2 separate regions of the Mus musculus genome follow, and region 2 is linked to region 1. A link is a loop called in an ENCODE intact Hi-C map of the cell type or tissue named here. Cell type or tissue: left cerebral cortex. All regions are shown on one strand. Each heading gives the region's core, and the rest is flanking DNA. Links, peaks and the distances in the headings are about the cores only.

Region 1 (16,476 bases), core at 5,529-13,528:
TATTACAAGTAACAAAGTGGATAATTGTTCAAGCAAGCTTTAAAAGGATTATTGGCAATTTTAAGAAATTTAACCCACATGATAAAGTGTAAACATTATATCTGGTTTACTCTTTGTAGAATAAGAAATCTTAATGTTTAAAACACTGGTGTCTAAAGGATTCATTCTTGCCTTTTCATAAAGAACTAGCGGACATGGGATGGGGTGACCTGAGCTGAGGTCCCCGGAGCGCATGCAGAAGCTGGAAACAGAAGCACAAGCATCTATGGTCCAGCACGCCCACGGGAGACAGGGGGCTTGAGTGCCAGCTACCTGGGACAACACAGAGGCAAACAACAGAAAGAGAGCCAGCCAGTCTCAGTCAGACACAGCGGAGGACAGGGGCCTGGCCCGAGGTTGTTCTCTGGTCTCTACTGGTGCCCTGGCATGTGTATATGTGCAATATAATATATAAACACATAAAAATATTTTTAAAATCTACTTCAAGGGAATATTTATTAAATATTTACTATATGCAAGGCTATATATTAATTCCAAGATCTATTTTATAGTTGAGAGATTTCCAAGAAATGAATGTATCCAAGATCCTATAGCCAGAATCACTTGTCGGGTACTCAATACTACTTCCCTCTTACAACTGTCACTCCAAAGGATGTAACTCCACCAGAAACATGCTTCCGTAAGAGCGTGGCTGGATGGCCATGTTCTTTCTATGGGAGTTCAACTTCCTCTTCTTGTTAAAGTTGGCTCCTCCCTGAATCCTGGTTCTAGCATCAGCATATCCTTTGAAATCATTCCTTTCCTTCCTCCCAAACTGCCACGCTCCTAATCCGAGCAGACTCAGCTCGGGCTTCTGTGGAGCTCCCTCACTTGTGCGACCATTCCCTCTCTCGGGCTCTTTTCCCACACACCCAAAGCCTACTTAGAATCATTGCTTTCTGATATCTGTGCTCTGCGTGAAATCTGAGTGGCTGCTGCTATAGAGATAAGATCTACACTTCTAATCCAGCTGCCTGTCTGCAGAAACACATGGAGGAATGGTGTGGGAGATGGAGCTAGAGAGGCAACTGGACATCAGCTTCAGGGGATCTTTCCTGATCCAGTCGTAACTGGGGAAAGGAGGAGGTCAGGACTTAGGAGTGGCAGAGGAAGTAAGGCTGTGCTTTCTGAAGACAGTGGGAAGCGAGCTGGAAAGCAAAGAGCAAGGAGAGATGCGTTAGGACAGCACTGGACAGGCTAGGAGCAAGCCGGAGCATCGCCAGAGACACGATAACAAAGGGGACAACTGAAAACAGCGCAGCCCTTCCCAGCTATGCTCCAGCTCCCTGTCTCGCAGTCAGAGAGGGGGGCTACTGAACAGGATGGGGAGATGCGAGTTTCCATTCTCAGCATTACAAGCTGACGAACAGCAACCCTCCAGCTGGCAGGCAGCTGCAGAGAGAAGGACTCAAGTTGGAGGCTATGACCGAAAACGGAAACTTTAGGGGGGAAGAAAAAAGACTCAAAAGAGCTGGAGACATGGAGCCATACTGAGTTTCCGCACTAACTTTGCATGTAGAGTCTGAACTCTGCCCTGTCACCCCAAGCAGACTTGTACATGCTGACCTATTTCACAAACACTTAGGACCCACTTCTGTGTGCTCTGGACAGTAAGGGCAATAACAAAATCTGAATTATATAGAGGTTTCTCAAGTTTAAAGCAACTGTTAATATGTAGAGACTTATCTTCTTTCATGGTATTTAGAGATTTTACTGAACACAAATGTAGCCATACCTTCTCATAATGAGTTTCCATGCATAAGAAGATGGTGTATGCTGTTAAACAAGCCAAACAGCCTTCAAGATACGACTGGCCCCCAAGTTTCTCTGCTTCTGCATAAAGATTATTTAGAGTTCGAACTGTTTCTTCAAACTGCTGTCTGTCAATCTGTAGGGAAGAAAAAAAATTAAAAGTAAGCTCTAGAGACGAAGATGGCCAACTCATTGTTTGCTACCAGACATACCTTGTTGTCTTGACAAGGTTCCAAATTTAAAAGACAATAAATAGAACAGGCAAGGAAATATGCTGTGACTCCAGCAGACGAATGCCAAGGCAGGGTCAGTAGTTCGAGGTCACTCTGGGCTGTGGTTTGAATGAGAATGGCCCCACACATTCATGTTTGAATGCCTGGTCACCAGTTGCGGAACTGTTTGCTAACAATTAGAAGGTATGGCCTTGTTGAAGGTGTCAATGGGGGTGAGCTTCAAGGTTTCAAAAGACTCTGGCCACTCACGTTAGCTTTTTTGTTCCTAACTTGCAGGTCAGATGTAAGCTCTCAGCGACTGCTCCAGTGCCATGCCTGCCTGCTGCCATGCTCCCTACCGTGTTGGTCATGGAGTCTACTCACCTCTGAAACTGTAAGGCCCCTAACAAATTGCTTTCTTTTATAAGTAACCCTTCACAGCAACAGAACAGTAATTAAGACATTAGCTATATAGTAAATGTGAGTTCAGCCTGGCCTCATGAGACCTTGTCTTAAAAATCAAACAAACCCCAAAAGATAAGGCAAATAACTTTTCATGTAACTAAGTCCAGACCTCTGACACTAATACAATTACTTAGAGTTTAACTTTATCCATCTTATGGGATACTGGATATTGTGAAGGTTCAAAATACTACTTCTCTATACTCAAATTCTAATGATAGTCTTTCTAATCATGGATATTTGTATTCTGAGCACCTATAATGCTATGGCTAGTCTTTTATACATGCACCTCCTTAATTATAAGGGCACACAATTAGAGGTTCCTTTTACCTTGGAAGAGTATTTATTCATTTATTTTTCCAAACAGGGTCTCACTACATAGCCCAGGATGGCCTCATACTTGTGATTTCCATGCCTTGGCTGTCTGAATGCTGGGGTTAAGGTATGCACCACCATTTCCGATTGAGAGTCTGTATTCCTAAAACAAGCATCTGAACGCTGAGCAAAGACTACTTTAAGCAGAGCTGTCAAGTGGCAAGCTCTGTTGTTTTCTCGGGCTCCTCTTTTGCAGCAGCAGATTTTGTGACTTGATGCTCATATTACTGAGAAGAGCAAAAATCTCTAACTGACCCAGCTTCATAGTAAAGCCATCCCACCTCTAATGACACCATGACCCTACTTAATACTAACACACTGGCTATTTGTCTTGGAGAGATTTTAGTTAAGGATGGGCGATGTGTGTCCCAGAAACTGTATCACTAATTTCATGGCAAAGATGTAACACATGCTGCCCGGAGAAGGCAGCTGCCTTCCAACCACCTCTCAGGCCACGTCCCTGCATTAAGTGACAGCACAATTCTGCTGCTGCCATCCTGTTCCTTACTCCAGCCATGCCTTTGTCCTTCTTTTTGTGAGACAGGGTCTCATGCACTCCAGGATGTCTTCAAACTCCTTACAGAGCTACAGACAGAATGATGTTCATGTCCTGGTCCTTCTGGCGTCTCCATCTTTCAAGGATTAAAGACATAAACTATCACACCTCATTTTATGTGGAGCAGGGGACAGAACCCATGGCTTCCTGCACATTAGCCAAGGACTCTAAAAACTTATTTGTTTTTACTTTCTTCTTCTAACAATATTTTGCAGACTTCCAATTTCTGTTATCCTAGAATTTAAAATGCCCATTCGTAGTAGAGCATTTCATCTGACACGGCCCTTCTGACCCAGAGCAACGTCCTAGGCAAGCATTCTACACTGAGCCGCATCTCCAATCCAAGAAGTAAATTTGAGAGTAGATAGTATTTTATGACCCTGTCCTTGAGCTCTTAAAAGCTCTCAGGTCAGAAGCAGTTGTAATCGTTGTTTGCCCTTAGTTACCATGACCAGGGCCAGGTGGACAAGGACACTGAGAGCCGGCCCGCTTCCCACTATTTTTCTCTGACTCCAAGCCAGGGTCAAGACTGGTCACTGAGAGCTGGGCAGAGTGTACACCTCTAACCCAGCACCTGGGAGTCAGAGGCGGTTGAATCTTTGTGAGTGAGGCCAGGCAGGTCGTCATAGTGAATTTCAGTACAGTCTGAGCTACAGAGTGAGACCCTGTCTCGAAACGGCCATCCCCACACACATTTAAAGAAAAAAAGGTCACTGAGGACGGAAGCCATAATGCTCCTACCTTGAAAACAAGCACAGTGCAGTGATGCCTGAACTAACTAACGCTTCAGGTGGTCAGTGAGCATTGAACATCTAACTCTCATGGCTACTTCAACTGTCTGCAATCCTGTGATCTGAGACACTCTTCTATTGTTTACATTTCTTTATACAGTGTCATTCAGAAGAATGGCATCCAATCAGGATTACCTTATCTCTTCCAGATTAGAATCGCTCTTCTGGATCTAGAAACTGCTCTTTGAACTAGAAATACTAATTATTCTCAGAGTCCCACAGACTGCAAGATGGAGGCAAATCTAGGGCAGGTTAATAAACAAAGCTGTGGCCAGTTCTTTTTAAAGAATGAAGATGGAAAGGAATAAAGTCGTTTAAAAGCATATTACAAGAAAATTGAGTTTTCAGTGGTTGAGCATTTACTTAGCATGCACAAAGCCCTGAGCGCCAACCTTAGGGCATGTACTTATGCAGTCTATGTGATTGTTAAAAAGTTAATAGAAAAGAATGTGGTAGGAGCAAACAGTGCTAACAGTTATGGGCGCCATAATGTTCTGAGCTCTGGGTGTGCATACAGACAGTAGACCCCTAAGACTGTAATGGAACTGGAAATTCCTACCGCCTACTACCAGGGTCACCAGCAGCTCAATGCATCGCTCCCTGCTTGTGGTAATACCAGAACAAATAATCCTAATCGTCCACTTTGCAGAAGTGCAACAAAGACAGCCGGTACTTGGCAGCTGCAGTGAGTGATGCCGACAGTATGACACATCACTGCAACACATCATCTACACTACTGTCTACACACTGTCTACACTACTGTCTGCACACTGTCTACACACTGTCTACACTACTGTCTGCACACTGTCTACACACTGTCTACACTACTGTCTGCACACTGTCTACACCACTGTTTTCACTCTTCTGCACTGCACCCCTGCAGGCCCACACTCAAGGCTTGTGTAAATACAGCGTTAGCACAATAAACTGTCTCTGTGCTATATATATATATATTTTTTTGTAATACAAGAAAATGATTTTATTCTAATTTTTAGTTCCAGACAGCTCACAAATCCACTGCCTCTGACAATACCCAGAGTATATGCAGATACACTCATGGCACAGCTGGGGAAACTTGAGGTTTCTCTACACAAACTATTCTGTTAATGTCGCTTAAAAATCCAGACTACATGATATGTCTGTGCTATATTTTAATGTGATCAAGTGACACAACTGGACTTAAGCTCTAGAGAAAAAATCCAGGAGTTTTAAAAATCTGTTGTGTCTAGGCACATTAAGATAGTCATCAGTCCTCCAAAGGTCTTTGGATAGTAATTCAGAAACTGTATTGGAAATTTGGAGATATGCAAAAATGGACCCCCCCCCCCAAAAAAAAAAAAAAAAACATGGCCCATGCTGGGCAGTGGTAGTGCATGCCTTTAATCCCAGCAATTGGGAGGCAGAGACGGGTAGATTTTTGAGTTCGAGACCAGCCTGGTCAACAGAGTGAGTTCCAGGACAGCCAGGACTACACAGAGAAACCCTGTCTCAAAAACCCAAAAAACCCCAAAAAACCAACCAACCAACCAACCAACCAAAACATGGCCCAATAAACACCATTTAAAATGGAATGGACCTAGGAATGGTTTTCTCAGAAGTTTTGTTTTTGATGAAATACACACTGCTGAAGCTAAAGCGATCACAAACATATCGTAAAGTCAAAGGTTATTCCTGCTGACTAGATTAAGTAGAATTCGTCTCTACTACAGTCCGTTTGGATTTTCTTCTCCCAGAAGACTAGGGGGACTAAAACATTGGCATTCTAGCTAAAACAACAACAAAGGTTCGTTTGAAGAACGACTGGGGCAGCTGGGCTCTCAGGCATCAAAGCATCACACTGTAACAGGCAGCGGAGTACAGTGCTCAGCTGACACAATTCTGTGCCCTCAAATAGCATGCGTGCATTTTTAAATATCATGTCAAATAGGACATCTGTGCATTAGTTTCTCATCACACTGGCGAGTGTGATGTTCCCACGGACTGAAAGCCAGACCTGGCAACAGCACAGCACAGCGCAGCGCAGCACAGCACAGCGCAGCGCAGCGCAGCACCACTACTTCTAGGTCAGCAGAGAAATAAGCCTCTCAACGCCCCATCACACAAAGTCAAGAGAACGTCAACGTATCATCAGCACATACCCATAAAAGCCTCCCCAAGTGGTTTACGTAAGTGTTTAACTCAACAGTAAGAGAGTCAAAGGCACATAGCACACACACACCACTACCCATTCTGCGGTTTAGCAAGTCAATCAAGTACCAATTTGGACGGCAGAGTTCAGCAGCATCAATTTCCTGTAAAGGTGTGTGTGACTACATGGGGGTTTTAAACCTAAGATTATTAAGGAAAGGTTCTACCATCCACAATGAAAGGCGAATGCCTGATGTCGCATATACGTGCCTGGCTCAATAAAGAGAGAAGTCTGACTTATAAACCAACAGAGGCCTTTAAATGGCATGTCACAAACAAGTCAATCAAAACCTGTTATCCTCTCCCTCCTCACTCTCCCTGAGACAAGAGTTTTGCAATGCAGTCCATACTGGCTTAGGACTCAGGATCCTCCTGCCTCTGGCACCTGGGCGCCAGGTTACAGGTGTCCATGACCACACACTGTTTACACAGTATCTTTTCAAAGCTTGCTTCATCTTTAATTTGCAGTTCAAGAAGGGCAACTGTGCCACTAACTTGCCAACAGCCATAAATCCCACTTAAGGAGAAGGTAATGAAATAAAGAATTTTCTAGCCTAACAATCAGTCAGTACTGGGATTGAAACCAGAGCCCCACACATCCTAGACAAGTGGTCTACCATTGAATTATCTCAGGATCACCACCTTTTCCAAGCTATTTCAGAGCATGGTCTTTTCAAACTGCCTAGGCTGGCCTGGAACATGCAGTCTTCCAGCCTTAGATTTCCTAGTAGCTGGTAGTTGGCCTGAGTAAGTATGTAGTGCTGGGGATAGATCCCTGGGCCTTCAACCTGGAAAAAACAGGCTCTGTGCACTAAGCCACACACCCAGCCTACAAACCACCCCTCTGATTTTAAATGGCTGGCACACATTTCTCTAGTACACACTCATCTCCACCTACCTAGTCCACAAGCAGCATTTCTTAGCCCCACACCCACACCATGCTTAATTACCCTCCAAGTTCCTCATCCTTCAGAAACTGATTTATGAACAGGAAATAGAATCTGAGTAATATCGCTGAAGAACAAAAGGAGGATCACATTGGGTAGACGAGTAGATTTTTTTTGTTTTTTTTTTGGTGTGGTTAAATCTGAAGGAATGGTACACAAATCTCATCTTTGTTTACAAGGTTGCCCAAAGGACCTCTGCCCCATGACCGTTTTGATATGCAAGGCAAACAGGAAGTTCCCAGTGATAATGACTGGGAGTCAGGGTTGGTTCAGCTACAAGTTCCTTTGCCGTTCCTGCCCGGGACCGTGTACGTTTTTCAGGTTCCAAGAAGGCCTGTCTGGACTGCCGAGCACATCCCTAATAAACCCTTTCAGCTGAACAGTATGACCAGCACAGTGACCACAGATACCAGTCATGACTATGACGCTGTCTTTCGCGTGTCTGAGGCAGTAGGATATAGGTTACCACAGGAGGTATGAGGTGGCCTGGAGTTCCAGGAATTAGCACCTCATCAAGATGTCAATAACTGAGTGAGTGTGTGTGTGTGTGTGAGCTTCAACCAGGTGTCAAGTACCGTGTGTGTGTGTGTGTGTGTGTGTGTGTGTGTGTCGGCATCCTGTTAAGGACACTCTTGGGTGGACTGCGGGCCAGCATCCTAAAAGTTCTATATGATCACTGTACTCTGAGCATTAGCCTTAGTGGTCTTTCTCCAAATACTAGACCGTACCTCCTTCGTATATCTTTTCCCATGAATCCTGACGTCTCATGCTCTCCCGAACCGTGAGACACTCCCTCCCGCTCCAGGGACTCTCCCCTCCCCAGGGCCAGGGGCAGGGCCAGGAGCAGGGCCAGGAGCAGGGGAAGCCGGGCTGCATACCCTGTTCTCCAGCTCCGCGGGGAACTTGGTCTGGAACTGGCAGCGCGTGCCGCTGCTGTAGTCTCGCTGAATGAACACCTTCCCGGACACCGGTGCCTGCTGCGGCCTCATGGCGAGGACAGGACCCGCCGCTCTGCGAGTTCGGGCAAGACACGGGGTCAGATGGCCGGCCTAGAGCCGGCTCTCCGGCCCGCCAGCCCTTCGGAGCCACCCACCGCCCAAAGACGCCCCAGGCCTCCCCCCTCGCCGATCCCCTTCACTCATGGCTGTAGCCGAGGGACTCCAAGCTACCCAAGCCCAGGACCCGCGCCCCCCCACATCCTGGTTCGGCCCTGGAAACACAAACCCGCCTCCTCGGCCCTCCAGCAGCTGTCGCGCCACCTCCGTCGCCGCTTACGTCCTGTCGCAAAAAAACCTAGCCTCTCCCGAACACCTTCTGTGCCGCACGTTGACACCCCGCCCCCTCCGGCCGTAAAGCGACGCCTCCGCGGCTGCGCGTTGCGGTGAGGTGCGCGGTGGCTGGGAGAGAAGTCTTCCTAGTGTAGGCGAATGAAACCCTTCCGGGCGGAAGAAGATGATGATGATGAGGTGGACGTGATCGGTGGATCCGGGAGTTCCGGGAAAGACGCCGGGGTTAGAGACTCGGAATTCCCTGTTGGTTGTGGTGAAGTGGTTTGTGGGCACAGGAATAGTTCCCTTCTTGATTAAGCGTTCCAGCTTTCACGTGGGCTAACCCACCTCGCTCCACAAAAACAACCGTCACTCTCCAATTCCAACAGACACAGATATTTACAACTACAAAGCGCACTACTGGGGATGCATTTGGCCCCTGGAACCCTCTTGAACGAGAGTGAGGAGATGGTATTCCTGTTCTGCATTATCCTGCATCCCTTCTCCAATTCTTCTTGAGGTGTTGGTTTTTTTCGTCCCAGAGACATGTACACCAGCTATACCCGCTTAGGTGACCCGACTGGACCAACAACAGTTCTCTCTCATTGGTCCCCACTTTACTGACTGTATCTTTGCAAGACATCCAGGAAAATCCCTATGCACGTCTGGTGGTGGCGATGTTCTAGTACAACTTTTTAGTATACTGATAATTGATTAGATACTTGATCAGTTGTCACGATAATTGATTTCTCTTTTGGGGTTTTAAAAATAGCATTAAAAAAATTTCCAGCATAGGGCGGGGGACAGGGCAGAGGTCGTCCACTCCCTGGTGATCTCTGAGTTCAAGCCCACCCCAGTTTACCTAAATAGTACCAGGCCAGCCAGATCGTCATGGTGAGACCCTGTCTCAAAAATGAATAGCTTTATCCCAATAAAGGGTGTATAGTAAACCCACTCATTTAACGTGGACATAATTTGTTAACTTCTACCACGTCCATGCCCTTAAACCATCAGTACAATCAAGATAATAAACACCACCTCTAAAAACTTCCTTACTCTTTACAGTCATACCTTTCAGCCATTCAGCAGACCCCCTTTGCCCAGTACTAACCTTTCTGTCACTAGAAACAAACTTGTGTTTTCTTAACTTTCACTTAAATTGAATCAGAGTTTTTCGTCTCCTTCTTATTGTATAGATTCTACTGAGATTCCTCTGTTGTGCCATACGTAATTTCATTTCTGTGACTTTCCCCATTTATTCATTCACGTACTGCCTCAGGGTTTCCATTGCTGTGAAGGGAAACCATGACCAAGACAGTTTTTTATTTGTTTGTTTGTTTGGTTTTTTGAGACAGGGTTTCTCTGTATAGCCCTGGCTGTCCTGGAACTCACTTTGTAGACCAGGCTGGCCTCGAACTTAGAAATCCGCCTGCTTCTGCCTCCTGAGTGATGGGATTAAAGGCGTGTGCCACCACCGCGCGGCTACAAGGCAGTTCTTATTAAGGGTAACATTAAATTGGGGTTGGCTTACTGGTTCTGAGGTTCAGTCCATTATCATCATGGTGGGAAGCATGGCAGCTTCCAGAAAGGGATGGTGCTGGAGAAAGAACTGAAAGTTCCAAAGGCAAACAGGACAAGACAAGCTTCCAGGTAGCTAGGAGAAGGGTCTTAAAGACCAACCCCAAAGTAACACAGTTCCTCTAAGATAGCCACACCCATTCCAGTAAGGCCACACCTCCAAATAGTGCCAATCCCTGGATCAAGTATACTGAAACCAGCACATTAGTTGATAGACAGGAAATTTCCAGTTTTAGAATTGCAAATAAAGCTTCTATAGAATTAGCCTACAAGTCTGTGTATGTTTTTTTAAAAAGAGGTTGAGATTTCAATTTATTTTTATTGGTGAATCCTGTAAAGGCATTTTTCCCTTTTTAATTTTATAAACTTTATTATTAACAGGCTTGCAAATAAATAAAGACAACACACACCAAAATTAGCCAGACCCCAAATCTATACAAATGAACTTCTATCCAGTTAGAAGTGACACCCAGAACAGAAGCTGTGGAGCTTCACAGTACGTTTTACACTTTTAGTATCTAATGTATCTTATGCACTTATTCATTACACAAAACAATAACAACAAAAACTAATTGTGATGGTTTGTATATTCTTGGACCAGGGAGTGGCACCTTTTGGAGGTGTCGCCTTGTTCGAATAGGTGTGGCCTGGTTGGAATGGGTGTGTCACTGTGGGTGTGGGCTTAAGATCCTCACCCTAGTTGCCTGGAAGTCAGTCTTCCACTAGCAGCCTTTGGATGAAGACATAGAACTCTCAGCTCTGCCTGCGCCATGCCTGCCTGGATGCTGCCATGTTCCCACCTTGATGATAATGGACTGAACCTCTGAACCTGTAAGCCAGCCCCAATTAAATGTTGTTCTTTATAAGACTTGCCTTGGTCATGGCGTCTGTTCACAGCAGTAAAACCCTAACTAAGACACTAATCATCATCATCTTCTTCTTCTTCTTCTTCTTCTTCTTCTTCTTCTTCTTCTTCTTCTTCTTCTTCTTCTTCTTCTTCTTCTTCTTCTTCTTCTCCTTCATCCTTGGTAGACTTAGGATAGATTCATTTTTCACAGTACCTTGACTTGGTTTGCAAAACACTTCAGTTAAAGCAACTAATTCTGTCTCTGGAACTACTAAAGGGTCACAGCATCAGGGAGGTTGAGAACCAAGGTTAAGAAAATGTCTCCATAAGACTCAGCTCCAGGGCATTTTTTCAATCAGTGATCAATGGCGAGGGCCCAACCCATAGTGGTTGGTGCTATCCTGGGCTGATGGTCCTGGGTTCTATAAGGAAGCAGATTGAGCAAGACATGATGAACAAGCCAATAAGCAGCACCCCTCCATGGCCTCTGCTTTAGCTCCTGTTCCAGATTTCTGTCCTGTTTGAGTTCTGTCCTAGATTCCTTCAATGATGGACCACTGCATGGAAGTATAAGCCACTTTTCCTCACAACTTGCTTTTGGGTCCCAGTGTCACAGCAATAGTCACCCTGACTAAGACAAACAGTAAGCACTTACTGCCACTGAACTGTCTCTCCAGTCCCTTCCCTCTGAAGTCTGGAGAAGTGTTTATGAATGTTTAGGTAAGAATACATCTTAATAGGTTCCATTGTTTAGTATGTGTACAGTAGTCAGTATTCTACCAGTGTACTGGAATATCTGACACGGGCTTCTTATGCAATAAAGAGCTGTTTATTTTAGACATGACTCTGGAAACTGGAGTCCAAGATTGAGTAGCTCCATTGGCTCAGTCCCTCTGCAGTAGATGGCACATCCTAAGGCAGTAGTTCTCAACCTTCCTAATCCCACGACCCTTTAACACAGCTCCTCATGTTGTGACCTTCAACAATAAAATTATTTCTGTATTATAATTGTAATTTTGCTATGGTTCTGAACTATAGTGTGTTTCTGATGGTCTTAGGTGATCCCTGTGAAAGGGTTGTCCAGCCTCTGAAGCCTGATCCACAGGTTGAGAACCGATGTTCTAAGGGAATCTATTCTAACCTGGAAAGCAGATGAAGAAGATGGGTCCTACAGTCCACTTTGAGGACACGTCTCCACTGACCTAAGAACGTCCCACAGGGCCCCATAACACCTCCCCATATCTTGAGGACCAAATCTTTACCTGTAGACCCCCGCCCCCACCCCCCTAGGGACACAACTCATTCCAAAACCATAACAGTGTGGTTTCCTCTCACTGAATTTGGGGATTTGTATATTTTGAAGAAAAGTCTTTCATCAGACACGTGGTTTGCAAACATTTCCCCCCTAGACTGTAGACACTGCCGTTTGCCTATCTTAGCATGATCATAGGCTTGAGAAAATAGTGTGCATGTGTCTTGAGGGCATTTTTCTGCCTACCACAAGTATGGATTGAAGCTCTCCAGTCCAGTAAGACTGCAGTTTAATTTGGTTAAGTGGTTTGTATTTGAATGGGGCTGCAGCTGGGCTGCAATTCTCAGCCCTCCCATCTCCTTTGCCTCTACAGAACAAAAACTTATTGTGCACCATCTTGACTAATTTTTTTTTCCCCGCTGTTACTGAGTTTCTGTGCTGTGGCTTCTAATCTGCTACCCTATCAGAAGTATTGAGAAAGATCTATTTCTTACTCCTGTATTCCAGACACTGGCCTCAACTTATGTAGTTAAGGGTAGTCTTGAACTTTTGATTTTCCTACCTCTGCCGCCCAAGTGCTGGGATTACAGGTGTAGGCTATTGCTAGGGTAATGGGATGCTGGGGCTTGAACCCAGGGCTTTTTGTTTGATAAACAGGCATTCAAGCGATTGAGAGACATTCTTCGCTGTTAAATTGTACATAGTAAACAGAGAGGAATATCGCTATAGAAGCATTAGGTTTCTAGGAAAATGAAGATTGAAAATGTTACCTGCTTGCTTCACATTCTGTACAGAAACCCTCCTCTATAACCTTTCCATATGCATCTGCATTCATTTTCTATTTTTTTTTGTTTTTTTTTTGTTTGTTTTTTGCTAGCTTGCCTTCAAACTGCCTTTTAAATGTGTGTTTATACCTACAGACAAATACCTTCCAGTCTTGACCAGAGAGGCTCCACTTTGTAGTGAATGCCAGGGAATTTGGAGACTCCTGGCTGTTTAAGATGCTGAGAATAAGTGACTTTTGAGTGCTTAATCCTAAACAGGACATGCATACCACTCCCAGAAGGCTCAGGGAACACTGTGGAAGAGGAAGAATATAAGAGCCAGGTGATAGGGAGAAAGGTTGCACAAGGCTATCTTCTGAGGATGACACAGTCATTGAAATAACAAACTCACACCAGCTGTGGTTGTAGGTGTGATTGCACAAGACTAGACTTGCCAGCAGTCAGGCTCATGAGGCCCTACCCCGTCCCTGGGGAACTATTAGTTATTGATGCGTGCTCGGGAGGATGAGTCATTGTCTTCTACTGCGTAGCCACTGGTGAGCCTGCTAGACTCCAATGATAGTTTTATACACGTGGGAATATATATATATACATACATACATACATACATATATATATCAGTTCTAATATATTCATTCTATTTGTTCTAATGAATATCTGTCTATCTATCTGTCTATCTATCCATACACCCATATGGAATTTATTAGAGTGGCTTACAGGCTGTGATCTAAGTAGTCTAACAATGGCTGCCTACTAATGGAAAATCCAAGAATCAGTTCAGTCCACAAAGCTGGATGTCTCATCTGGTTTTCAGCATATATATATATATATATATATATGTATATATATATATATATATACATATATATATATACATATATATATATATATATATATATATCTTAATCCCAAAGAGATAGGGTCTAGTGCCAATGAGGGAATAAAATTGTCAGAGAGAGTGAGAGAAAGCAGACAAAAAATAAGAACTTCCTTCTTCCACGTCCTTTATAGAGGCTACCAGCAGAAAGTATAGCCCAGATTAAAGATAGCTCTCCCTACCTCAAAAGATCTAAATTAAAGCTGGGTCTTCCCACATAAGTGATTTTAATTAAGAAAAATCCCTCACAAGTGTACTCAGTTGCTTGAATTTTAGTTCCAGGTGTAGTCAAGAAATGACATCCAAGAATAGCCATCACATTAATCTGTATTGTGTAAAACTGTAGTTTTCCAGGCTATACCTGTCCCTGAGAGACTGTTCTGTTTCTATCAACCTGCACCTAAAACCTCTTAAACTGTAGTGTATTCTTGTCAACTTACATTTATTCTGTGACTATATATGTAATAATATTTATTGGTTACTATGGAATGAAAGAATTAATATTAGTAATTAAGATTAAAATAAAAGAACTCCTATTTGTCTTAGTCAATTACCAGTGTAAGGTGGGGTTATCTGACAAATCATTGCCAGTCAAAGTACCTTATGAACCAGTTGTTATTCAACAAGTCCTGACATTGTGAAAAGACACAGATGAGTTCATCTGAGTTTATGGCACAGCACTTTCTTAGCAGTTCTCATGTCTCATATGAGTCCCTCTCCCAGTTACAGTCAAGTACCTATAAATCCCCAGAAACATTTAAAAAACGATTCCAGCCTTAACTAGTAATACTCTAAGATCACCTGTTACATATCACAGGGTAAATATATCTCATACCATATATGTATATATACGTGTATTTGTACACACACACACACACACACACACACACACACACAAGTTACTGAATGCCCTGAAAAAGAGTTAAAGAGGCTGTAGTATAATCTAAGGAGTTCAAAAGAAACTTTCCAGAGACTCAAAAAATAACTCTGTGTAGAGTTTGGCGATCTAGATAACAAACCCTCTTGGAGATCTGCTGGAGATGTTTGCTGCAGAGTCAGTTTGCTAGGACATAGATGTGAGTTGAGCCATAGAAGCAAGGTGTAGGATTATGAAGGGCATGGAGACCAAGGGTAGGACTGGGTCCAGATGGACAATCACGGAAGAATGTGTCTAAGAAGACAAACACAGCATTTGGAGTGGGCCAGGTCAGCAATGCGATTGTAGTTAAGATGAAGCACATAGGACATTTGGGAGTTTTCTGCCCATAGGTAGACCCATTACACACACACACACACACACACACACACACACACACACACACAGAGTCATAACAGGTCAGTGGAGGTTATTGCAATCACAGAGCGAGGTGTCTACCTATTTAAGGGGTTCAGGTGTTTTCATACTTTCTTTAGTTTGAAGTATTCAATACAGTCTTATTTTCAGGTTTTCCTGATATTTTCATATGTCTATGTGTTTATATGTTTTGTTGTAGTTTGAATGAGATTGACCCCATAGGCTCACATATTTGTATGTTTAGTCATCAGGTAGTGGCACTATTTGAAAAGATTAGGAGGTGTGGCTTTGTTGGAGTAGGTGTGGCCTTGTGGGAAGACATGTGTTACTCAAGGTAGGCTTTGAGGTTTCTCTCTCTCTGATTGCAAACCTCAGCTACTTCTCCAGCCCCATGCCTGTCTGCTGCCATGCTCCCTGCTATGATGATAATGGACTAAGCCTCTGAAACAGTAAACAAGCTCCCAAATGAAAAGCTTTCTTTTATAAGAGTTGTCTTGGTCATGGTGTCTCTTCACAGCAAATAGAACAGTGACTAAGATAGTTTCAATTTGATGAGTTTGTAGGCATAAAAGGTAGAATCCCTTTTACCTTGGGAGTAGGTTCTTTCTCAGTCTTTGCCCAGTGGGTTGTGCCAGACAGATGTTTTGTGTGTGTGTACAACAGGTGCAAAAAAGGAAAAAAAATCTTGCACTCAAAATAGAATCAAAAGCTGCTTATAAAATGGAATTTCTCTAGGCAAAGTCTAGAAACAACAACAACTACTACAACAGCAACAACAACAGCAACAACAACATTGTTGTGGAGTGATTATGAGCATGGACAGTCTATTTTGACACAGTCACCCTTGGAATTTCTTGGTTTGTGGCATTCCAATTCTTATTTCTGCTCTGTCTTCACACACATTTCTTTGTCATGTCTGTCTCCCTTGTGTCTTCAGATTCCTCTTTCCTGGAAAAGAACAGTTAACATTTGATTTAGGGTACACAGTAATCCTGACTTAACTTGATTATACCAGCAAAGATCCTGTCTCCAAATGAAGGCCTGACATTCTTGGCTTCTATGGAGTTTGGAACACCAGTCTAGTAAATCTACAGTTGGGTGAAGGAATTGATACATACTGAGTATTTGAGACATTACCTTAGGGGTCTGGAGAGATGGTCCAGTGGGTAAAAGCATTTACCATGCAAGTTTAACAAACCTAAAATTCAGATTTCCAGAATCTATATGAAAAGCCAGATGTGTGGTATATATCTG
Region 2 (16,476 bases), core at 4,318-12,317, 150 kb after region 1:
AGACTCATGCAACTCCAGCAGACCCATGCCTCACATCCTTCTCATGGGCACATCCTGAGCCTCCTCAAGAGGCCTTTTTATCCAGGTGAGTTCTTCTGGACCACCTCCTATCAGCAGGGTTTCTACGTCATCTTCTTGGTAGCAGCCTGAACGCTAAGATGTTGCTGGCTTAGCTCTTCCCTGTGGCCACCAATCATCCACTGGAGGAGTTGCTGTAGTGTTCACTGTTAATCCCACCCTCCTCCCATCCTAGACCCAATAACTCCAAAGCACCTCATAGGCTTGCTTCACCTAGGACCTCTCCTTCTCTTTCCCCTTCCAGACTCTTGAAAAAGTCAGATACAATAATTCACTGTAACAGGTCACTAACTGCCAAAAGTGCTCGGGTCCCTCTCTCTCTCCAGGAATTAGCCAAAGGCAGTCAGACTTAGCACAAAGACCAACGACTTGTGTTCCTGTCCTACAGGACAGTGCTTTGGGGACTGGGCTACTGGCAAGCGACCCACCACTCTGAATCCGCATATTTGCTTCTGTTAGAAACACAGAATCCTCAGCAACTCAGAGGGTTTTGAGGAGGCCCATATATGATAATACACATCAAAGGAAGCTGGGGAGACATATGAAAAGTCAGCCTGCTCGGGAAAAGGGCTTTCTTAGCTCAGGTTAGCCATGCTTCAAGTCATGGAGGACTGAGGTACCTACCGATCAACCAGGTGGAGCTGGGCCGTTCGTACAGTCGAGAAAGTGCGTTCACAGGGGCCCGCGGAGGACTTTTCTGAGGAGAGAGGATGCTCTTTTTTCTCCAGCACCTCTTCTATATTCCAGGAGGCCTCTGCTCAAGTCCTTCAGGAGGGCGGCAGACATCCGCCAGCCTGTGAGTAAGGGTTATGTAAATTAGCACATGGCCCGAGGCATGCGCTCTGGAGTTGCGCAGACCCCTTGGTGTGGTGCAGTGTGGGCAGATTTATGGCCCTCCCCTCCTCTTCACTTTCGCTCTCTGCCAAGAGCGGGATGGTCAGCCTGGTTTCCTCAAGGCTAGTTTTTCCTGCTCGTGACATCCCTGAGCCCTGAAGCTAGAGCTAGAGATGACCTGAAGCTAGGTGTCACACCAGGGAACACCCTTCTATCGGTTCCCTTTCCCCTCTCCCAGATGCTGCTGCTGGAAGCTCCCAGGACACCCACCCTCCTTCCCTTTGTGCCATCTGTGTACTAGCTCCTGTTGTATAGGATGCTGCTTCTGGGTCTGTGTGCCAAGGGCTCGGGCAGGATTTCTGTCCAGGAAACTCTTATCTTTGCCCAGAACCAGCTGCTCTGCTCATGACCACCCACCTCCCATCTTCTACTGAGCAACCTCTTCCTTGGGACAGACAGTGGCAATGGGGGTAAAACTGCTGCACACAGGGAGACTCCGAGGAGTGAAGAAGCCTGTATAGAAGGCTTCCATTCTAATGTCTTCACAACAACCTGTCACCATAGGATTCAGATCTGGGGGATAATTTTCTTTCCTGAAAACAGAGGAAACCACATGAGCTACTTACTCATACTTACTTCCTTGGTCCTCAGAAATCTTAGCGCAGCATCAGGCTCAAGGGCAGTGTTTCACCAAGCCTATGGCTTTCTCTACCTTCACATCTTCTCACCAGGATGCAGGGCCTGACTGTATGTGGTACAATGTTAGGAGCTGGAATGCAGTGACTGCTGGCAAAACAGACCAAAGTCCTGCTCTCTATAAACTCATAGCCATGCAGCAAGTCCTCAGAAGCCAGCAGCTATGCAGGGTAGACATGGGTGGGTGCCTTGGATGCCTAGGAGAGATGAGAGAAGAGGGAGGGGGAGAGGGAGGAGGGAAAAGAGGAGGGGAGGGAGAAAGAAAGGGATTGATCTGACTAGGATTAGAGTGGCCCAGGAGGCACTTGATGGAGAAAGGGTCAGCCAATAGGAAGCATCACTAGAAAGAGGGGTGGGCGGGGCTGCCAGACAAAAGACAGGGCACCCAGTGAAATCCAAATTTTAGATAAACAAGAAGTGCATTTTTAAAATATTTTTTTAAAAAAAGAATTATTTATTTTATGTATATGAGTACACTGTAGCTGTCTTCAGCCGCACCAGAAAGGACATCAGACCCCATTACACACTGCTGTGAGCCATCATGTGGTTGCTGGGAATTGAACTCAGGACCTTTGGAAGATCAGTGAGTGCTTTTAACCACTGAGCCATCTCTCCAGCACAAGAAGTGCATCTTTTTTCAAAAGTAAAAGTATGCCCCAAATATTATGTGGGGCACACTTACACTGCAGATAAGACTTGTGGCTTATGTAAACTTCAAGTCTAACTGGGCATCCTGTTTTTATTTATAAGTCTGTGGACCATTAGAATAAATGCACAGACAAACAACATTCCCGAGAGGTGGGGGGGAGGGGGCAGAGGGTGGCAGGATGTGAAACCGGGGGACAGCGCTTTGAAGGACGTGCACTGATGTCCTAATACAGCTGGGCTCTGTCCTGCAGATCTTGGATGAAGTCAACTACTTCATCCGAGGGTCACCGAGGACTTAAATCATAGAAATAGTTGACTATTTTATTTCCATTTCTTTTCTTTTCTTTCTTTCTTTTTTGTTGTCTTTACAAATTTGTGTCTAAATTGTGCTATTTAACTCCGATTTCTGTCTTTCTTTTTATTATTATTCTTTCATCTTTTTATTATTATTCGTTCTTTTTTTTTTAACAGTTCAGTCGTTATCCCCCTCCAGGTCTGCCTCTGACTGTTCACCATCCCACACCTCCCCACTTGTCTCTAGGAGGATGTCTCCTCCCCACTCCCCCACCCCTCATGCCACTATACCTCCCCACTTCCTGGAGACTCAGGTTTCTCCAGAGTTAGGTGCATCTTCTCTCACTGAGGTAGACCAGGCAGTCCTCTGCTGTGTGTGTTTTGGGGGCCTCAAACAGCTAATGTATGCTGCCTGGTTGGTGGCTCAGTGTCAGAGATCTTGGGGGGACCCAGATTAGTTGAGACTGCTGGTCTTCCTATGCAGTCGCCTTCTTCCTCAGCTGCTTCTAGCTTTTCCCTAATCCAACCACAGCGGTCCCCAGCTTCTGTCCACTGGGTTGGGTGTAACTAGGTGCATCTGACTCTTTCAGCTGCTTGTTGGGCCTCTTGGAGGACAGCCATCTGTAAGCATCAGCAATAGTGTCAGGCCTTGGAGCCTCCCCTTGAGCTGGATCCAAATTTGGGCCTGTCACTGAACCTCCTTTCCCTCAGGTTCTTCTCCATTTTTGTCCCTGCAGCTCTTTTAGACAGGAACAATTCTGGGTCAGAGTTTTTGACTGCGGGATGGCAACCCCATCCCTCCACTTGATGCCCTGTCTTTCTACTGGAGGTGGGCTCTATAAGTTCCCTCTCCCTACTGTCTGGCATTTCATCTAAGGTCCCCCCTTTAAGTCCTGAGAGTCTCTCATCTCCCAGGTCTCAGGTGCATTCTAGAGGGTCCCCCTCTTCCTACCTCCTGAGGTTGCTTTCTGCAGGACCTCAGGGAACTCTGATTCTTTATGAAAGATAGTACTTTAGCTCACAGTTCATATATTTGTAAATGGATTACAATAAATAAATGAATAAAGGTGTCTAGGTTCAATTTGACAAAGACCCCTCTGGAGAGTAGGGAAGATTATCTTTGATCAGAGAGGCAAGGATAGTGACCATAACCTCTCGCCACAGGTGAATGGCTAATGATGTCTTTCCAAGACCACAACTGGGGTCAAGGTAGAAAAGAATGCTATGCAGCCTGAGGGGAAGTAATTACTGGGAGTGAAAATTCCCCTACAGGGAAGGAAGAACATCCTAGTGGAGTGCACCCACAGGGTGGCTGTGTCCAGATGCAAGATGGGTTGATAGTAGCAGTGAGATCTGCAGCTGCTCCAGCTAAGAATGGTGCCAAGGGATGGATACATTGGGATGGCCTTGGCCCTGACCCCCTTCTCCTCTCTTATCTCCATCCCACTGAAATCCTTCTGTGCCATAAGTCCCTGTCCAACCTTCATGCCTTTGTGTGTGACCCTTGGCATTCCATCAGAATTGCTTGCACGCACATCCATGGGAAGTTATTTACTGGAGGACTTATAGATGGCTACAACGCCCGAAGGAAATGACACTGCTGCTTTAGTTGCCCATAGAGCCTCTGGGAGGAGACGTCATGGCCCCTCCCCCATCATGATGAAATGTTGATGGGCCCAGTCCTGTGCAGTTAACCACAGCTGCAGTGGGTGAGTCCACTGCTGTGGACATGGAATGTCCAAAAGATGCTGGTTTGTGTCTCCCCATCCTTTGGCTCTTACATTCTTTCTGCTCTCTCTGAGATGTTCCCTGAGTCCTGCAGGAGGAAATCCAGCTGTCCTGTTCAGGGCCAGGCACTGCATAGTCAAGACCTGGTATGAGTTTCTGAGCTCACTGCTACCTGCTGCATAAGGAGTTTCTCTGACAACAGCTGAGAGCAGTACTAGCCCATGGCTATAAACATGAGTATTTAGAGAATAGTTTGGCATTGTGACTGTGATGGTTTGTATATGCTTGGCCTAGGGAGTAGCACTATTTGGAGGTGTGGCCTTCTTGGAGTAGGTGTGGCCTTGTTGGAAGGAGTGTGTCACTGTGGATGTGGGCTTTAAGACCCTCATCCCAGCTGCCTGGAAGCCAGTCTTCTCCTAGCTGCCTTCAGAACAAGAGGTGAGATGCTCATATAAGACTTGCCTCAGTCATGGTGTCTCTTCACAGCAGGAAAACCGTAACTAAGACAATGACCACTGAGCTAAGTAACAGTAGTAGGTTCCCTTTTAGAACCTCTGACCTCCCTGTCATGGTCTTCTCATAGGTTCACAGAACCAGGCTTGACTAAACCTTTAAGATTATTTCCAGACTTTCCTACATACACCGAGGGACAAGTCAGTTGGTAAAGGAGTCAGGAGATTCAAAGTTACTCACTCACTCAAAGGTAGACTAGGGAAGTCTGTCTCAGGACATAGTCCCGTGTTTCATGGTATCTCACAGTGAGTACTGTGTAAAGGCATTCATATATGATTGGAAGTGTACCTCATATCATCCTGGATAGTGATAATTCAATATTTTTTTGGGGGGGAGCAGGGTTTCACTGTGTAGTCCTGGCTGGCCTCAACCTTATAGGGATCTGTCTGTCTTTGCTTTCTGTGTTCTGGTGCCACTAGGCAGACTGAGTGTTCACACCCTGTGCTTTATAAGTAGCAGAGCGGCTGGTCACAAGCAGCTGAATGAACATGTATAGTTTTGTATGGCAACAGGCTATTGTCCAGAGATACGGGGTGTGCATGTTGGGGGCATGACTGAGGCCATATAATATGTTTCCCAACTTAAAGGCTCACATTTCCAGAGAGGATAAAAGTTAATGGAATGGAAGATGAGCCACAGCCCAGGGAGCACCCTCCTCTCCTAGTTTTAAGTTCTCTGTGTGGAAGGCACTGGGAGGCTTCTCCGTGATCCCGATCTCCTGTCAACTTCAAGACCAGTGGATGTCCCCTTAAGCCGTGGTGAAGCAATGGAAAAGTCCTTTCCAATTTTCATGTATGGGCACCTCACTGTGTGGGAAAACCCAGAGCTTTCCCAAGGTGAGAAATGAAAGGCAGGGTACAAAGCTATACTCTGTTCCTGCTCACCTAAACTGTTAGGGCTGGAAGAAGCCAGGGCATTCTCCTGGTCCACAGTTCCGAAACTCTGAAGCCAAGGCTTCTGGGAGCGGCTCTAGGACAACAGCATTTTAAACACCCTTTGTTCTAGAATTTTCTCCCGGGCATATACTATCAGAGAAGGGGAGATTAGAGTTTAAAGTATGAGAGATCTGCTGACCTGAAAACTAGGGAGTAGGCGCAGACTGCCTTGGCTGACACTGTGCTGTAGTGTGGTCTACAGGGACATTCTCCATCTCAATGCGATGGACATCCATCAGTGGGATCAAGACTCAGAGGCCTCCCTTCCCAGCTGGACCTTAGGAGTCAGAAATACACAACTACTAACATTCCTTACCCAACATGATAGCTGTGCCCATAGCTTAGCCCCAGAGGGCAAAGCATAGTTGTGACCACGGGGGGGGGGGGGGGACGACGACGACGACTACGACATCTAAGTCAACAATGCTGACTGGACATAGGTTAGTTCTTCCTAGAATGGATTGATGAAGACCTCCAAAGCCACCAGAGGTGGATTCACTTGCACTCATTCCCAGCAGGGTAACAGAGGATAGACCCACATCCTTCTATTTGGGAGAACTGTACACAGGTGAGTGAGGGGTGAGTGGGTTAAATCTTGAGACTACGTTAAAGTAGAGGGCAAAGGCTGTTTATCTACCAACATGAATATTTCCAGTGAAGACGCGAACTTGGAAAGAATTTGAACTCAGAAAGAGGATCTGGTCTGGGGAGAGTACCAGGACCCTCTAGCAAGCAGTTCCAGCCCTGACTGCCACTGAATTGAGACACAGTTGCCTAGTCTCCTGCCCTCTGTGCTGGCTGAAGAATGTGATTCCTTAGCTCCTCGGGGAGGAGAGCACTGCGGGCTGTTTCTTGATTAACCCTTGGCCATCCACAGTCTTGCTCCGCATGGACTTTCTCCCTTACCCAAATGTGCCTGTTTGGTTTGGGCATCTTTCATCAGCCTAGGAAGGACAGGCATGTTGACCGCCTGCTGCAGCTGCTTCCCGCAGTAGAGTCACAGCATCAGCGTGTGTATGATTGCTTTAAGAAGGGATCCCCGCATCTTTGCAAGTTCCGGAGCTTTTACTCGGAAAGGAGAAATTGGGTCTATTGAGTGGAAAGCAAGACTCCCCAGAGCTTTATAAACCAGCCGCCTGGGCCAGCGGCATCTCCCACTGTGTTGGGCTTTGCAACTAGGAGTGGCGACCCATTTGCCACCCAGTACCGCAACACACTGCATCCTCTGCTGCCCCTCCACCCACTATGAAGAACACAGAATGAGGTGATCCAGAGAACTTCTCCGGCTGCTTGTGCGGTCTCCTCTCTACTCTAGATCCCACCCCTAGCTCTCTGAATGTAAGGGGAGTATTTGGAACACTCAAGCAATTCCCAGGAAGTGAGTAGTGGGTGTGTGTGGTCAGGGGTGGGGGAGGCTAGAGGACGACTTAGTTATTCTTTCTTGCCTGGCTTCTGCCTTATGCGGGAGGGGGTGACACACCTTTGGTTTTTGACCTCTGAATTAGCATGTGTATCTTGAGTTGGTATCCACCCACCCAGTACTGCTGGTATTTTTAGTGCTTTGGCTTTCTAATCCACAAACGCGTCTGTGTGTGTGTGTGTGTGTGTGTGTGTGTGTGTGTGTAAGTTTGTGCACATATGTGTTGTCTGCAGAGCTGAGACTTGAGTAGGGTCTTAAAAACATCGTTTAAAAACGTCAACTGTCCTTGGGAGCTAATACCCACATGATCAGTGCTCTTCTCCGCAGTGAGCCCCTTTCCCGTTCTACCTTCGGTCACCTGGAACACAGCCACAAACACCACCTTCTCTTAGTCTTTGCAAAAGCCCAGACTCCCCGGGAATTTAAAAGAGCTCCCTAAATTCAGCCTGCCCATCCGAGCAGCTGGGAAGCAGCTAAGATTAAAACCGTGGAGCGAAGGGCTGCTGGTCTGTTGCGTTGTTCCTTGGAACTAGGAAAAGAAGTAGAAAAAAGTCTTCACAACTGCATCAATTTGCAAGTATTATGAAGAGTCCTTTTTTTTTTTTTTAAACAAACCGACTCACTCTAATTACAGCGTCCAACTCCGACTCCACCCACCCCGCACTTCTAACTACTCTCTCCCTTTTGCTTTTGCCTCCTTCGAAAGTACTTGCTTAGTTTTTGGTTTTGCTTTTTAAGGGGTGTTGACCTGGGTCTAGTTCTAGTAAACCGATCCTTCTGGCCGGCGCGGCGATTGGTTAACTGCGCGGCTGACTGACGCGGTGTGGAGAGCGGCTCCCGGCAGCGCGGAGCTGATTGGCTGCGCGCGGGGAGATCCAGGGCTCGGCCACCCGCACACCGCGCATTCGAGCTGCAGCGTCGCAAGTAGGTGCAGCAGCCCGCAGCCCGCCGCGCCTCTGCGAGCCGGGACAGCACTCGGCCCCGCGCGCTCCCCGCCCCGCGCCAGCCCCGCCGCGGCGACCTGCTGCAGCGGAGGACCCCATCGATCGGAGACCCGGGGAGCAGCGCGCAGCCGCCGAGCCGGACGGGGCCCGGCACTGCGCCTTTGTCCCCGGAGGCTCCGGGAAGTTTGCAGCGGGACGCGCGCGTGAAGGCAGCGTGGGCAGCCCCGACGTCGCCGAGCAACATGGGCGTCGGGCGCAGCGCGCGGGGTCGCGGCGGGGCCGCCTCGGGAGTGCTGCTGGCGTTGGCCGCCGCTCTGCTGGCCGCGGGTTCGGCCAGCGAGTACGACTACGTGAGCTTCCAGTCCGACATCGGCTCGTATCAGAGCGGGCGCTTCTACACCAAGCCCCCGCAGTGCGTGGACATCCCGGTGGACCTGAGGCTGTGCCACAACGTGGGCTACAAGAAGATGGTGCTGCCCAACCTGCTGGAGCACGAGACCATGGCAGAGGTGAAGCAGCAGGCCAGCAGCTGGGTGCCGCTGCTCAACAAGAACTGCCACATGGGCACCCAGGTCTTCCTCTGTTCGCTCTTCGCGCCCGTCTGTCTGGACCGGCCCATCTACCCGTGTCGCTGGCTCTGCGAGGCCGTGCGCGACTCGTGCGAGCCGGTCATGCAGTTCTTCGGCTTCTACTGGCCCGAGATGCTCAAATGTGACAAGTTCCCCGAGGGCGACGTCTGCATCGCCATGACCCCGCCCAATACCACGGAAGCCTCTAAGCCCCAAGGTAAGGGTATGCCTTCCCACGCCCGCGAACCCCCGCGCCCATCCGCACTGGCCCAGGGCTGTAGAGGGGGAAAGCTCAGGAGCCGCGCACCGCAACCCGCAAGGTGTGCAGACCCGATCCCTAAAGCTTCTGGGAGGCCCAGGCATCGCTTGGCGCTTCTCCCGCTCCAGGTACTCCCTGATGGCTGGTGAGCCTCGGCCGTGGGGGGGGGGGGGTTGGGGGGGGCGAGGGGAGACCTGGAGCTGCTCTTCCTAAGCTCCAGTCTGGCGTTTTCCATACCTGAAAGAAAGCAAAGCTTAGGTTTTAAATAAAAGGACGTCTATCTCTTCAGAGAGAGTGCGGTGTCCTGTTCCAAAACTGTTAACATCCGAGACAGACACTGCTCCCTTGGAAAACCACTCGCTCAAACTACAACAACAAACAAACAACCCCAAACGTAAGACGGAGGGATTTATTTTCATAAGTTTGTAATTTTTTTCTCTAAAAACAAAACCATCAACAAGAAATCCTCTTTGCTCAGCTTATCTTCCAGTCGTGTTGCAGATCTGGAAGAGGAAAGAAGTTTAGAAAGCGCAACTTCTCTTTCTTCCCCTCTAAATTCAGGCAGCAACCTTGAGTTTAGCAAACCAAGGGGGATGCAAAAACCTCTGGTGCCCCAGCCTTGCTTACCCCCTGCTTCTCTCCTTCACACAAATCCTTGGGTAATTAGAAAGATAAAAATGTAATTAGCTCATTGTTTATCTCCTCCTGGAAGGGTGAGGACCTGCAAATTGGGTGCTGCAAATACTGAACCCTGGGGGGCCCGAATTTCTCTTGGGAACCCTGTATTTAAAGGGAAATTTTCATGTGAGAGGGAAAAAGAAAATCTGGAGACTCAAACAAAATCAAACTAGAAACACACACAGAACTCATAGCTGCACCACAGCATGCTGGTGGTATGAATCCTGACTGTGTTCATTCCTGTGAGGCGAGCCTTAGGAGTATATAACATATATTCTTGTCCAGTGGCCCTTGTCACAGAAGTGGGCACCTCCTGGCCATTTCTGAAGGGGAGACTTTACTTATCTTCGAGTGTTGAGTGTCTTGGCTTTCTGAAGCAGGGTCTTAGTCTCTTGGTGTTCAGCCCAGGCTGGTCTTGAACACAAATTCCTCCTGTTTCAGGCTCCTCAGTTCTAGGGTTACAGGAGTGCACGCACTGCCAAGTGCCTCTTGTTGGTGCCTCATTTTGCTGCCCCAGAGTGAGGACTGGGGTAGGCATGAGGAAAGTCTGAAGGCTCCTATTCATTCTAGGGAGGAAGGTAGGTCCAAAGTGATTGCCCTTGTCTGGCGTGGGCCCCAGCCTGTAAGGTAAATGGTAGCCCGGGGCACCTCTGTCCTCAGGGCTGGTATGTGTAGCCATTTGGGATGGCTCACTGGGGGCTGAGCATTTCCCTAGGCCAGCACTGTGCTTTCAATCCCCATTGAGCTGTCCTCCCCTCCTACCTCCTCAGCCCCCTGCAGACCTCAGCTTCCTTTCTAGCTCCTGCCTTCCCAGAGAGCCTGTGGCCAACTTTGCTTGAATTCTGTCCATTCCCCATGGCCACTGATTGATTACCCTTTGCTGGGGCCATTGGTGGGCTTAAAGTGGATGGATGCCTTGTGAGAAACAGTTTTGTGTAAAGGGTCTGATGTTTGCGGGCAAGAGGACCAGATTGCGTGTGTGTGTGTGTGTGTGTGTGTGTGTGTGTGTGTGTGTGTGGTGCTGTTTCTGAGGGAGTGGCCACACAAACAAGTGCCTCCAAGAGATGGGCAGGGCAAGGGTACACTCACCCTCTACTCATTTATGGATGCCTCTGTGTGGTTCCATGTATCTGTCTCCTCCTTGTCCCGTGCTCAGATGGAGGAATTCTTTGTTGAATCAAGGTGTGTGTGTGTGTGTGTGTGTGTGTGTGTGTGTGTGTGTGTGTTATCTGGCAGGCTTTCTCTGGGTAGGCTGGCTTTCTCTTAAGTGATTTTGATTTCCAGAGAGACATCACTAGGAAGGTGTCCTGCACGATGGATACGCACTTTTGCCCCTCAGGACTGTCTGTCAGTTGAGTGTAAGCTGTTTAGGGAAAAGGTTAAGACAGATTACACTACTGGTCCTCAAAACCTTAGGCTGGTGGCTCTGGAACAAGCAAGCCCTGGGACTTTGGGATGATAGTAAGTTCCACACAGGTGCCTTGTTCCGTTCCTCGTCTATCCTGTATCCCTAATACGGAGATCTAAAATTTCAACATAGCACTACATCTTCGAGTAAGCTTGGACACAGGTTTTGGGAAGATAGGCAAGCTCCTTGTTATTAAAGGTAAGTCCAATCCTGAGTAATGAGCCAAAGACTTTTTTTCCTCCCTCTCTTTCAAACAGTGGCTGCTCCCGGTACCCTAGCTTCTGTCAGGAAAAGCAATTATGCCGTCCGTCCGTCCGAGGAAACTGACTTTTAAGTCTTGGACATACATTGCATTCATTTAATAAATGGTCGCTCTCCTTCCCTGCCGGGTTTCACTGAGTTGGAAGAGCGAGCCTGTCTTGTTCGGTCCTGTTGTTTAGACACGCTGTGCATTAAATCAGCCAGGTTAAGTCACAGACTGGAGAGGCCAGGGGCCCTCATTTCTCCCTCACTCTGTTATGGTGCTTCCTCCTCTCTCCTTAGTGAGCCAGGGAAAATCAATCCCCCTGCCTCCCCTCACCCCTCTCCCAGCTCCTCTCCCCCACTCTCTCCCTATACACATTGATTTTTCACAAAGCAATCTTAGTCCTGGCTTCAGCGTTGGCCTTTCCCCTTCCCCTTCCTCATAACCAATAAGGAAACACAAAACCTTTAAGTCTTGCATTCGTTGGCTTCACACTTTACCGTCTTGATTCGGTTTACCTGTCCAATGGAAGTCTCAGTTGGTTGCTTCTGTGAGGCAGCCATGCAGGGCCCCAGACACACACAAGGGGCAGAGATTAATATTGCATTACACACTCTCCTCTCTCTAGCGAGAGCTGCTCAACTCTTGGCTGGAAGTACTGAGAGGACGGAAAGCCATGTTGAGAATACACGGTGATCCACCCATCACCCTGCACCCCCTGGCCCCCAGAAGCCCCTGAGAGTGCTTGCAGGCTGGGCTCAATCCACAGGCTGAAACCTCCTGTCCTGTTGGAGTGCAGAGCCTGGGAATGCCAGTAGCGTTTTGCGGTGTATGAAGGAGACCTAGAATGCCTTGTTCAATGTTTTATACCTTGAACGTTGCAATGTGATAACTTCTACTTGGAGAAGGAGAAGGAGAAGGAGAAAAGAAGAATAAGAAAGAAGAAAGAAGAAAGAAGAAAGAAGAAAGAAGAAAGAAGAAAGAAGAAACAGCAACCACAAAAAACAGAGAGGAAACCCAAACACAGAGTTTATTTTCCTATTATAGGTCACTTGGTTCTGTCTACAACTTCCCTTCCTTTTTCTTTCTTACTTTACATGGAAAGCAGATACCACGATGGAGATTTCTGGGAAAGAGGTTTGCTTGTTTGTTTGTTTGTTTTTATTCAGAAACGTTACTTCCAGAACCCAGTCACAAGCTCTGGTGTATTTTCAACATCTGGCCCAACAGAGGCTTGCATAGTTTGTACTGTGCTTCCTTCTGCTCCTAAACTTTGAAAGGCAGCTGCCAGAGTGTGGTCCATGTGGGAGAGAAACTGGCTGATACACACTGGAGATGTGTTCCCAGCCTTGGAGGGAGCGGGCTGGGGAGCGGCAGGGCCTGAGGGTTCCCATTTCACAGCCTGAACCCTGTGTGTGTGTGTGTGTGTGTGTGTGTGTGCGCGCGCGCGTGCGCGCGAGCGCGTGCAGGGGGCGGGTGCGGAGGGGGAGGGATCAGAGCCAGTGTTGGTGAACCCATATGGGATGGGAAAAGAAAGTCCCAGTGAGCAGAGGTGTTCAGCACACCGAACCTCCCTTTGGCTTCTGTTTTAGGGTGACTTCCTTTCGGCTTCAGCTAGGGTCTGGCCTCCAGTGACCATGGTGCTGAGAGTGGACCATGTTTAGGCTTTCTAGACCATCAGTAAGCTGGACATTGTTTGGTAGACAGTGAACAGTGAGGAGGAGGAGGAATTCCACCCTTGGAGGAGTCTCCTATAAACACATTATCTCTGCCCTTCCAAAGAGGCCTCTGAAGCCCCTTTCTATGGGGGTCTAGCTGCCTCTCAGTGGCTTGCGGCACGCACGCACGCACGCACACACGCACGCACGCATGCACATACAGATTTCTTCAAAGCACTTCATGAAAAGACCATCCAAAGCGTTTCCTCCCTTGGCCAGCTCTGCCCTCCATTTGGTGGTGGCTCTTGCTAGTTCCTCCCCTCCTCTCCCCTCCCCTCCCCTCCCCCACCCCACAGCCTGTTCTTTTTGGAGTCCCTATGGCACTTCAGGGCCCTGAGCTTGAGTAATTGAGTATTGCTGTTCTCTTGGTCCTAGAGACCTGGTCAAATTGATGGGCTGTCTTGTTCAGAATCTGCAGATAAGGAGGGGCCAGAATCAGAGAGCGCTAGATAAAGTGGAGGACGAAGAACTAGAGACAGTTCCTGAGAAGATCTGTTTTGGCTTTTAAGCCAGCCGGGTTTGTATGTGTGTGTGTGTGTGTGTGTGTGTGTGCGCGCGCGCCACGTGCGTGTGCGTGTGTGTGTGTGTGTGTTTGTTTTTGTGTTTTTGTTTTGTTTTGTTTTGCTTTTTTTCCTTTCAGGTACTCACAGCAGCTTGGACCTGCCCCTACCTACCTCAAATAGCAGTAGATTAAATAACCGCCACATTCAGTGTATCTAGGCCGAAATGTTTGATGAAAGCATTCATCTGCCTCCACGTTAGGTTCTGAGTTCAGGACCCCTTCACTGTTACTCACAAGAAGCCTTTCAGGAGCCGCAGAAGACCTCTAGATCTTGTTAGCCTGGCCTGTTGTCCGGGGTCCCCATCACCATGGCTTACAGCTCTTGTTTCTGCTTGGTTTCTCTTGCTAGGTACAACCGTGTGTCCTCCATGCGACAACGAGTTGAAGTCAGAGGCCATCATTGAACATCTCTGTGCAAGCGAGTTTGGTAAGACGAAGTTCCAGCCTCATGGGGGGCTTTGGAATCCCTGCCTTTCCCTGTCCCACATCTCAACCTCCCCCCAACTCCCACCCCTGCAGACATAAGCCAATGAGAACATCTTGTTTGAGCTTCACATCTTCCGCCTCGTTCCTCTTATTTTCTTTCTTAGGCAAAATGAAGTCTGTCTAGGCAGAGTAAGCATGGACCATCTTTTGTCCATGGCTGTCTTGGAACTCACTCTGTAGACCAGGCTAGCCTTAAACTTAGAGATCTGCCTGCCTCTGCCTCCCAAGGGCTGAGATTAAAGGAGTGTGCCGTTATGCCTGGCTTGGACCATCTTTCCTTAAAGTTAGACTGCTTATGCCTCTGTGTTTTAGATTTTGGGGAACCTTCTTTAATGGCAGAGGGATGAAGACTTAGGGACAGGGATGAAGCTGAGGTGCTAGACTGTACAGTTCTCTTCACCTGCTGCGGAAGCAGCCCTGACTTGGCTCTTTCTCTATGGTTTGATTTTTATATTCACCCCTAGGTGTCAGCACTACTCTACCCTGGACTGAAATGGCCCCGGGGTGGGTGGGGTGCCTTCCAAGGATGTGACAGAGAGGGGCTAGCCTGGGCTAGGGAGCAAATCCAGGCCCCTCCTAGGATGGCCACTCTGGCCAACAGGAAAACCCAGTGACTTCTGACCTCTGAGGACATAAGTATGAGCTGTGACCTTGTGGAGCCCGCCCCCTCCTTCTCTTGGTCTCCATTGCTGGACGCAGAGCAGCAGCCAGGGCCAGGACCATTTTGCTGAAAGACAGATTCGGGCTGATGCTTGCAGTTCTAGGGTGGATTTCTCCTAGCTTCTTAGAAGAGAAGGGGTAAAGGTAGGTGACGTGAGTCTCCATGTCTGTCCAGAGCCGCTCTGTTTTCATTAACCTGACATGATAAAGCACAGAGCCAATCTGATTCTGTGAAGTGCTGTGCTCCAGTGAGCTCCACACTCGTGTGCGGACACTCGAAAGCCCAGGGAGCTCGTGTATCCCGGTACACATCTTCCCCTGTTCATGTGGTTGCTGGGGATGCCACGTGGGTTGTCAGGCTTGGTGACAGGCATCGTTCCTCACTGAGCCTATGGGCCACACATTCTTAAAAAACTATGTTTACTTCTGATGGCTTTAATTTTGTTATCATGTGTTTGTATTTGTCTCATTTGTTATCCAGAGGGCAATAGTATGTGTAAGAAAAACACCCGGTTTCTGCTACATTTTGTTGCTTGTGTAAGTCATACCCTTTTTTTCTTATTGTCTCTTAATTTTTTTAATACTTTTTAAAAACAGACAAACAAACAAACAAACAAATAAAAAACAGTCCTGGATATAGCCCAGGATGGCCTTTCACTGGCTATGTAGCACAGGCTAGATTCAGACTCTACATCTTTTTACATCTACTTCCCTATGTTGGGCATGCAGGTACAGGCCACCATACCATACACCTAGAGTTTTATTTTGATTTCATTTAAAATATGAGCAAGAAATTGGGTATGGTGGTGCCTATCTATAATCTCAGCATTTGAGGGTGGAAGAGGCAGGAAGAGCTTAAGTTTGAGACCAGTCTGGGCTACATAGCCAGGCCTGCATCAACAAGCAAGTTATGGATGGTATATGTGTACATATACCACAAAAAGTCGTTCCTGTCTTGATGTTAAGTATCTATTCTTGCCTCAGGAGGTGCCCCAAACTGGGCTCAGACCAGTGTGTGGGTACATAGCCCCATATTGTTGCAGCTGCAAGCTTTTTATCCACAAAGATAGACACCGGGTCCTTTCCAATGATAAACCTGGAAGGAAGAGAAACAAGAGGGTGAATAGAATCTGAGAGGAGCCCTGACATGAAGCCGTTTGTTCCATGGGGGAGGGCTGGAAGAATCCCAGAGGCTCCCCAGGAGGCCTAAAGAAGAAGTTGCTCTTCCCAAGTCATCTATCTTAGAGATGGTGAACCATAGTGCTCACATTTACCAGGTGCCCTGACATGGTGTGAGTCTGGGGAACGATCTCAGATGGAGCCCAGAGTGTCAGGCTCTGCCGGATGCCGCATGTTTGTGGACTTAATCAGGTTCAGGGACACGTGATAGAAAGCCCTAGAACTGAAGGAATGGAGGTGATTGGCCGGGACTGACTTCATGTGTGTGGGTTCAAGTCTTTATCTGTATGTATCCTTTTACTTAACATTTATTGAGCAGAATGAATTCTGCTGGCCACCGGTCCAAATATACCTACCTAGAATAAGTTAAAATTTAACTTTAGATTTTGAAATCCCTACTAGGCATCAATCCCCGATTTTCTAGGGAGTGGTGGTTTTCCTTTAGAGCAGAGGTTATAGGAATTAAAAGGCCAAAGCCAGCGCAGCTTTGTTGAGAAAGTAGATGTAGGTCCAGGATCTTTGTCTGGAACTTATCAAACCCAAATCGTCATTAATTCTCCCCACCCAGTTCTCTCACTCCCATCCCCAAATTTTGTCCCTTGGGGGTTTTGCAGATACATTTG

The links. A loop is a pair of places that touch in the nucleus more often than their neighbours do. Peaks named below come from ENCODE experiments on the same cell type or tissue, not always from the same donor. Only the 100,000 strongest peaks of a DNase experiment are listed, where the experiment ranks them.
Region 2: it touches region 1 in a loop (3-fold over the local background); 4 of 42 quality-filtered maps call a loop at or near these places.

The regions. Positions count from the first base shown.
Region 1 is chr8:23,248,475-23,264,950 of GRCm38, forward strand. Golga7 (golgi autoantigen, golgin subfamily a, 7) reads right to left here and starts at 8,606. Exons shown (of 5, transcript NM_020585.2): 1 at 8,200-8,606; 2 at 1,775-1,927. The coding sequence starts at 8,310. It overlaps Gm39141 (a long non-coding RNA gene), which reads left to right. Exons shown (of 3, transcript XR_870246.2): 2 at 2,301-2,397; 3 at 2,833-4,510. In left cerebral cortex, for the core only: a CTCF peak has its summit at 9,245; DNase peaks (open chromatin) are centred at 6,101, 7,683, 8,661 and 9,192; H3K4me3 peaks cover 2,250 bases; H3K27ac peaks cover 1,241 bases.
Region 2 is chr8:23,403,453-23,419,928 of GRCm38, forward strand. It overlaps Sfrp1 (secreted frizzled-related protein 1), which reads left to right and starts at 8,050. Exons shown (of 3, transcript NM_013834.3): 1 at 8,050-8,876; 2 at 13,878-13,955. The coding sequence starts at 8,333. Gm30370 (a long non-coding RNA gene) reads right to left here and starts at 861. Exons shown (of 3, transcript XR_378804.2): 1 at 703-861. In left cerebral cortex, for the core only: no CTCF peak of the experiment used is centred there; DNase peaks (open chromatin) are centred at 7,981 and 8,670; H3K4me3 peaks cover 1,559 bases.